Regions from separate parts of the Mus musculus genome. Here region 1 is linked to region 2. A link is a contact called in ENCODE Hi-C or POLR2A ChIA-PET data. All regions are on one chromosome and are shown on one strand. Each heading gives the region's core, a stretch centred on a gene start or an enhancer-like site at or near the end of the contact. The rest is flanking DNA. Distances are from core to core; before and after follow the strand shown.

Region 1 (4,057 bases), core at 82-2,581, 41 kb before region 2:
TGTGGTCCTGTGTCTCTGTGTATATATATACACAAAACAAGTGCCCATAGAGGCTAGATGCTGGAGGTACAGGTGGTTGTGAGCCACCCAACCTAGGCTGTGAACAAAACTCCTGTCCTCCGAGAGCTGCAAGCGCTCCTAATGGTTAAGCCATCTCTCCAGTCTCTCGGTTGTTAATACTGCTGACAACTTAGTGGGATTTAAATCACTATAGAGAGACATCCCTAGGCATGTCTGTGAGGAAATTTCCAGACTGGGTAAACTGAGGTAGGATGGCCCACCCTAAATGCAAGTGGCACCAGTCTGTGAAAGAGTCAGCCAACACCAGTGTTCCTCTCCCTCTGACTGATAACTGTGGATTCTCTGTGCTCAGCTGCCTCACAACCTGGCCACTCACTGAGCCTTCCTTCCCTGCCGTGATATCCCTTCTCAAAGTATAAACAAAAAAAAAAACCCTCCCCCCTCTCCAGTTGCTTCCTGTAAAATATTTGGTCATAGCAATGACAAAAATAACTAATACAATCACCTCCCCTGATTTGAATGTACTAATTAGTTATAATGCACTGATTGGCTACCATGCCTCACCCTACCCCTTTTAAAAACTTCTTTATGAAATTCCCCAACTTCTAATGAAGTTTCCCAATCTTCAAATTCCCACTGTTTCCCATCTTGAGGACTCTGATAATTGGTGAGTCAGCTTCCTCTCTGAGGAACGGGATGAGTGTATCTGCTAGATCCCAGGAGCCCGGTGTTCAGCTCACAGCCTGATTTATTTATTACTCATTTGTGTCCTGTCATTTTTACTCATGTCTGGGTTGCATGAACACACGTGGACATAGTCTGCACACTGCTCCACACATACATACAGCTGCCAACTATCTAGTCATTCCCCTTCTATAATTAGCTCTGAGGTTACAGCTTACTAATGGAGTCTAGTTCCTTAGTATGTCTGCATTTGAAAACTGGTAAGAGAACTCAGAGTATGAAGGAATAATTACCATTTTCATAATACGTACAGGTTTATCTAGTAACAAACTTCTGAAGCCATAATGAGGAGTCCAGTTACAATGTCCACAGCCTCTTAATATACTTATTCCTCCATCCATGTACATACTATATACAAACATATAAAGTACATAGCGTGGCCTTTGCATACATGCATACAAACATGAGGGAACAAACATGTGTGGAGGCAGGATGCTCCTGTCAGCTGGTTTCCTCACTCACGACTCACATTAGTTTCATGACAGGGTCTCTCAGTGGACCCGGTGCTGCATGATTCAGCTGGACTCTGTTCAGCAATCCCAGGACTCCCCTTACCTCTCCTGGCACCTCGCCTGCCTTGTAGGGAGGTTGCACTGACATCTCACACTTGTGACGCAAGCCCTGAGCCAGCTCAGCCAGCAGGCTTAGATAAGTTCTTTCAAGGCAGAAAAAGAAGCCAACTGTTTAACAGTTTTTCTGGCACGAACTCATTGAAACTACCAACTATAAAAAACCTTTTTAAAAGCAGGTGTGACCAGATTTGGTAGCTCCTTCCAGTAATCCCAACACTTGGATGCAGAGGCAGGCAGGCCCTGTGAGTTCTAGACCAGACTGAATTCCATCTTGAGTCTAGTCTCATAACAAACATAATAAAAAATACACGGGCAACTTTCCAATAGCAACTTTGTAGGGGTTTTTTTTGTTTGTTTGTTTGTTTGTTTTTTTTGGCGGGGAGGGCGGGGAGATTAGGCCAATATGCTAATTTTATTTAGTGCTAACTTGATATACTTGATATAAAGTAGAGTCAACTAGAAACAAGTAACCTCAACTGAGAAATTTTCTAGATCAGACTAGTCCATTGGCTTGTCTGTGGGGCATGTTCTTGATTGCTAAATGAAACAGGAGGGCCCAGCCTACTGTGGGTAGCACTATCCCTAGGCAGGTAGAAAGCAAGGGAGAGATCCAGTAAGCAATAGCATCCCCACAGGGTCTCTGCATCAGAATCCTGCTGTGAGCCCCTGCCACTGCCTCCCTCAGTTAGGATGTAGCCTGTGAGTTGAAATAGGCCCTCTCCTCCCCAAGTTGCTTTTTATTACATGGCGTTTTTCATCACAGCAACAGGAAGCAAAGTAGGACATCCAATATTCTTGCTTCATAATTTTATTCTCATCTAAGTGGTCCTCCTTAAGTTTTGGCCCATTTTTTTGGCATCCCAGGTTCATCACCTTGGGGCCTTAAATGTTCCCTGATCACTGCTCACTGCTCTCGAAGGTTTCATGCTTAACTTGACCTTCGGGGTCCTGTGCACAATTCACTATGTGGGCTTTGTCCGGCTTCTCCTAACCTCATCTCTCAACAGTGTAAGGCGAGTCCTGCCTTGCACATTAGATCCGATCCAGCCACCTTTAGTCTGGCTCCTGCTTTATTCCCTTAACAACTGGGCCGGTCATGTGTCTTTCCTACATCTAGCAAAAGCCTTTGCAATGTATCTCCTTTCAACTTCATGATCCAGTCAATAAACGTGAAGTACAGAAAAACAGTATGTTCCTGGTTGCTACTGAGTGTGACTTCAGGTTGCAACATTGACCAGAACACTTTCTATGCACCTGAGATGCTTTGTGTACTTTGGCTGAGAAAGAGAGAGAGAAAGAGAGAGCGCCGTAACACTGGCCCACATTCCAAACACGTTATGTGGTTACATGGGAGAGTAACCCAGCCCGCCAGGAGGTTAACCTGAGGCTACCAAGGAGAACTAGAGCCAGCTTAATCTGGGATCATTCCCTTGAAACAAAACCCAGTGCTCTACCACATCTGCGCGTTCACTGTAATTCTATACGCTTAGGTTTCGGGGAATGACTTGTTTTTCAGGGAGTGAGTCTTTGTTCTCAAATCTGAAACCGTTGTTACCCTTTCTCTTTCTGTTTCTCTCTGTAACTCGCTCTCACAACCATCTCCACTGTGAAAGAGGAACAAGGAAGCCATCAACTTCCTCGGCATTTCAGAAAGATAAATGCCTTTATGTGAGCTTACAAAACTTCATCTACATATGCTGCCATCAAAAAGCACCCCAGGTGCTCGAATGCAAATGATCTCCCCCTGAAGGTTAAGCCTAGGTGTACAATGAGGAGAAAACAGACCCTACCTTGCACTGTTATCCAGGCAGAGGTACTCCCTTGGGTCAGATGCACTGGCGTTGGTCGTTTTGACACCTTTGTCCACAAATAAACCAGCCTGAAATACACAAGGGGCTAAAGTGAAAATGGATCCGAAGGTACATCCACATGCATAAGGAGCTGGGAGAATACATCTCGGCTTCTCATTTCACCCAGACCTGGAAATGGGGGGCTGGGGGGAAACAGTGGCAGGGGAGCAAAGGGGCCATGAAAAGTGATATTTTTAGCTTATCCATCTGGCCATTCAACAACCATTTAGTGTACACTTAATGTTTTACATGGTGATTAGCCAAAATATATATATATATATATATATATATATATACACACACACACACACATATATATATACATACATATATATATATACATACATATATACAGACACACACATATTCATTCCCTGGCAAAATGAGACCTAGATGCAGCTTCCTCGGGGCTGGGAGAGGACGTCAGACTACATGATGCCAAAATTCTCGAGGCAGGGAGGAACGGAGAAACGCCATCCGTCATTCAGGAGGAAAATGAAATGACCCAGGTCCCTCCCAAGCAGAGAGGTGACAGCTCAGTGTAACTGATGAGCTCTCTGGGGCCAAGAAAAGAAGCTTAGATAGCCTTGATTAGGTCAAACACGGAATGAACTAGTTGTTGAATTCGCTGAAATAGAAATGGAGAAATCAGGCAAGGATTTCCATTTTGAATGTTTTAATGCATTCATAAAACACTAAGGTATAACCCTGTAAACAGCCATCTCAACATGGTAGCTGACCTGGGCTAGGTGAAGATTCAGCAAGCCTTGCATGCAAAGCCACAGGGGCTGGTCTAAGTGCACACGTGCATGATGATTGATCCCGACATAGCATGCTTCTTTTTACGACTCCAAAGGTTCAATTTCCTTT
Region 2 (3,978 bases), core at 538-3,037:
AAAGTCTGAGATAAATTTCCAGCCCCGACTCACCACCCTACACATAAATAAAGAATGTTATTTTAAAGGCAGAAGACACTATCACGAGCTGTCCCATGTTAACTAAATGAACAGCATGCCTGGTGCACATTTTGCTTTGCCCAGAAATGCAAACTCAAAGGGAAAGACAATAAGGGACACACCAGAGTAGGATATGGAGACCAGACCAGTGCTAATGGGTCAAGTTTTCTTAATCTTTAGGGATATATATAATTTGTTTGTATTTGGGTTTAGTGGCCATTTCCAACAGATAAGCCTGGTTGCAATGGGAATTCAGGCTTCCCTTAAGCTTTGATGAAACTCTTCTCCTGCCTCCTCTTCCTCTAAATTTTCTTTTTACTGGTAAGAGCCCTTAAGACTTCTGCAGCCCTTCAACATGTGCAACTGTGTAGCATCAGACTAGTCACCAGCACAAGGGAGTCAGTCCAACACACTGTGTGGTTCAGGAGCAGATGGAAGTTCCTAAAAGACAGGCACTCTACCTTTAACCCCAACTGCAGAAGAAAGGAGATGTGTCAAAAGTCTGTTCTCCTAACCTTCGGCGGAGAATTTAAGGGGAGTGTTTCTGCTCCACAGGGGGTCTGGTGACAAACACCAGCCCCCCAGCAGAGACCTTGGTTTTATTGCTAGAGGGCAGTAAGTAGTATTACGTGAAGCACCTCAGGGTACTCGCAGTGAGAACCCCATTCTTTGCCAGGACCTCCCAACTCTGCCAAGGAACTGTGGTGAGTGAGGTCCTGTGCTAAAAACTGGTCCCCAGCTTTAAAGATGCCCAGATTCTGAAACTGCGCCTTACCACACGGAGCAGGGTCACACCAACTCAGGGGAACAGTAGGAGACAAAGATCCACACTCCCCCCCAAACTTTACACAAGCGTGCTCTTGTAGACGCCAAGGCTCCACAATGCACATTCCATCAATCTTTCACTGCGGTCCGCGTCCCCCACGCAGCCTTTCCAGAAACTTTAGGGCTGTTCACACCGACTTTAAAAGACCCATTGTTAACCTCCCCGGGAACACAAAGTGGATGAAAAGGGGATCAAACCTCTATTCCTAAGGACCCCTTTTCATGGAAGAAGGTTGAGTCTCGGGGCGCTATGTATGGGAGAACTCCGGCGGGAAGGCGCCGGCAAAGGCGGACGCTGGAACCCACAGGATGTTGTGCTTCTCGGCAAAAAAACGCCAGCACAGGGACAGCCAGGCCTCCAGGACGCCAAGGTGCGCAAGTCGGGTCTGCGCCCTCCGGGCCCTTGGGACCGCCAAGGAGGCGGGGCTGGGCACCCGGGACTAGAGGAGCCTTACCTTCCCCTCCCCCTCCTGGCGTCGGTCTACTCAGGTGTCTACGCGATGGCCAGAGGAGCAGGAGCGGGAGCAGAGCTCCTGGAGTCCCCGCGTGCAGATCTCCTCTCCATGGCCAGGAACCCGCGTCCCGCTGCCGCTCTGAATTCAGCGGCAACCTACGCCGGAGGAGAAGCAGTCGGGGCCGGGGAGTAACGCTCCTCCCTCCGCCTTCGCGGCCACCTCCTCCAGCCAGCCCGGCTTGGCGCTCTTGGATCCTTCCCTCCCGGAGGAAGAGGAGGGGAATCGCCGTCCGGGCGGCGCGAGCCTGTGCGGCTCCGAGACAATAGCGGCAGGCAGGGCGCGTTCCCGAGCCGCGCAGGTCCCCGGTTCGGCGGGCGCCGCGGCTCGCTAGGGTCCCTCTAATCAGCCTCCGGCCACACAAGCGCCGGCTCGGCTGGGCCGAGAGTGCTGCGGATTGGGCAGGCGGCCCCGAGCTAGGGAGGCGGGTCAAAGGCGGGGTGGGCGGGGCCTGTTGTCAGAGGGACGAGACCTGCGGAGGCTCCGCCCACCACAAGCTGCAGACGAAGGCTCAGCGCCTCCAGCTGCCTTCAGCAGGAAGGACGCCCGCCAACACCGTCGGCGGCCAGGGTTTCCCAGCGGCTCCTTGACCTTCGGCTACAGATGACTACCTGGGAGTTCAGGAAAAGCAGCGGGCCTGAACCTGAGTCTGTGTACCTCATCATCCCAGCTGAGTCTGATACTGCTTTTTTTGTCACCTCTTGACAAAGTCGACCTGAGCCTGCACCCCTCATCACTCGAAACTGAACCTGCATCTTCTCGGGTCTAGCCAGGCTGCTGAACCCCTATTACCACCACCACCACCACCCCACACACACACACACACACCACCACCACCACCACCACCACCACCACCACCACCCACACACACACACACACCACCACCACCACCACCACCACCACCACCCCTGAGACACACACACACAGGGTTGAACTCTTTTCTCTTCCTTTATCATCCAATAGCTGAGTTCGACATCTTTTATCGCTCCGGAATGAAGCTGACTCGGCATAGCAGTATATTCCCCCAATAATATCCCGCAAGCCCCCCACCTCACTCAAAACTTTCTGAGCCTCGGGTCCTGGCGCCTCGACTGCCCCCACCTGGCCAACAAGGAAGCTGGATTCGTAGCCCTCTCAGCAGAGTCAGTGTGTTCTTGACTTCAGACCGTTGTCCAGTTCTGGTTAGGAGCTTGGAGCAGCCCCAGCATCTCACACTAAGGCCAGAATAAATATACCTAGGCCTGGTCACGCCTTCTGGCCACGCTACTCTAGAGTGGCTGAAGCTTGCAGGAGGCGGAGATGCAACACTGAAAACCAATCCTCAGCCCACCCTACTGCAGAATATACTGGCCGGGTGGCATGAGTAGCCCTGCCACCACCCGGTCCCCTGGAGGAAGTTGCTCTGGCAGAGGAAAAGCCTTTCCTGCAGCAAAGGGCGCGACCTGGCTTGGTCCGTCAGACCACGAGGTCAGGAGCTAATGACAGCTGCCAGATTGCCAAATCCGGACAGTCATCATCCTCTATTTAATTCGGAGTTGGACGTGTCGCCTCTGGGGAACTGTTTCATTGAATACTGTACAGGCAGGATTGTTCATTTTTCAGGCTCACTGTTGTTTGTCTGTCTGTTTGTTTATTTGTTTGTTTTCTCCCCCTTCCAGTAAAAATTCAACCGTGTAGCTATGATACACCAGCAGACAGAAAAAGGAATACCCTATTTCCAAGGTTTGGTTTAGGACTTGGTAGAACTGAACCAATGTTTCCAGACTGGGGCTAATAAGAATCCCCTGAGATCCTAAAAAACTTGGAAATGCCTCAACAAAGCTCTATGGACTGAGTCAGAGGAGTCTGCAAATGTAAATTTTGGCAATGCTTCTGGACCGAACCCACAGTTAACTAAAACCTTGGAAAGATGCAGAAGGAGAAGCTCCAGAGACATCTGAGCCGTCACAAAATCCTTACCCATCTGCCATCTCCAGCCCCAGTCCCTCTTTAGAAGAGAAAAGGGGAGGACTTAACATAATAGAGCAGATGATTCTCTATGACAAACTGCAAAGGAGGAAGGACTCTTAAGGTGGCCTCAATGGGACATGTTTAGAACTCAAGAAGGGAGGATGGGGGCTGGAGATATGGCTTGGGCTCCTCTTCCAGAGGATCCAGATTTGATTCCCAGAAACCTACAGGGCAGCTCATGACTGTCTCTAATTCCAGCTCCAGGGGATCCAATGCCCTCTTCCGACCTCAATGGTAGGTACACAGACATACATGCATGCAAAATACTTATACACATAAAATACTAAAAATAATTTTTAAAAGAGAAGAGAGGCAGGCCACCCTAACATGTGTGTTTGTGTGTGTGTGTGGGTATGTGGGTGTGTGGGTGTGGGTGTTTCTAATCCTGGAAACTACTGGGTATGGAGATGTGATTGGAGTAAGAGTCTTGACTGAGAGATTTTTCTGAGTTGCCTGGGTGAACCCTAACTGCAATCACACTTACGAGAAGGCAGAGAGAAATTTAAAACACAAAGGTGTAGAAGGTTCATGACCAGGGAAGCAGTGGCTGGAGTGATGAACCAACCAGAAA

The links. Hi-C counts contacts between places; a loop is a spot of excess contacts on that map. ChIA-PET counts read pairs that join two places held with the same protein, here RNA polymerase II (POLR2A).
Region 1: a loop to region 2 is called in a map of heart, with 4 times the contacts of the local background. The contact joins the enhancer-like site here to the promoter of Cemip2 in region 2. A Hi-C loop is called at or near these places in 7 of 37 maps with a recorded cell type or tissue (adrenal gland, gastrocnemius and heart). POLR2A ChIA-PET finds 5 or more read pairs at or near these places in 3 of 5 experiments (Patski and embryonic stem cell).

What each region holds. Positions count from the first base shown.
Region 1 is chr19:21,817,082-21,821,138 of GRCm38, reverse strand. It overlaps Cemip2 (cell migration inducing hyaluronidase 2), which reads right to left. Exons shown (of 24, transcript NM_001033759.2): 12 at 3,128-3,216. Among named protein-coding and RNA genes, the nearest start is that of Cemip2, 41 kb to the right of the region's middle. Within about 2 kb of position 1,331, at least 2 of the 3 ENCODE cell types and tissues checked have a DNase peak (open chromatin) inside an H3K27ac peak, as active enhancers do; they include gastrocnemius and heart, where a contact is called at or near this core.
Region 2 is chr19:21,776,149-21,780,126 of GRCm38, reverse strand. It overlaps Cemip2 (cell migration inducing hyaluronidase 2), which reads right to left and starts at 1,787. Exons shown (of 24, transcript NM_001033759.2): 1 at 1,341-1,787.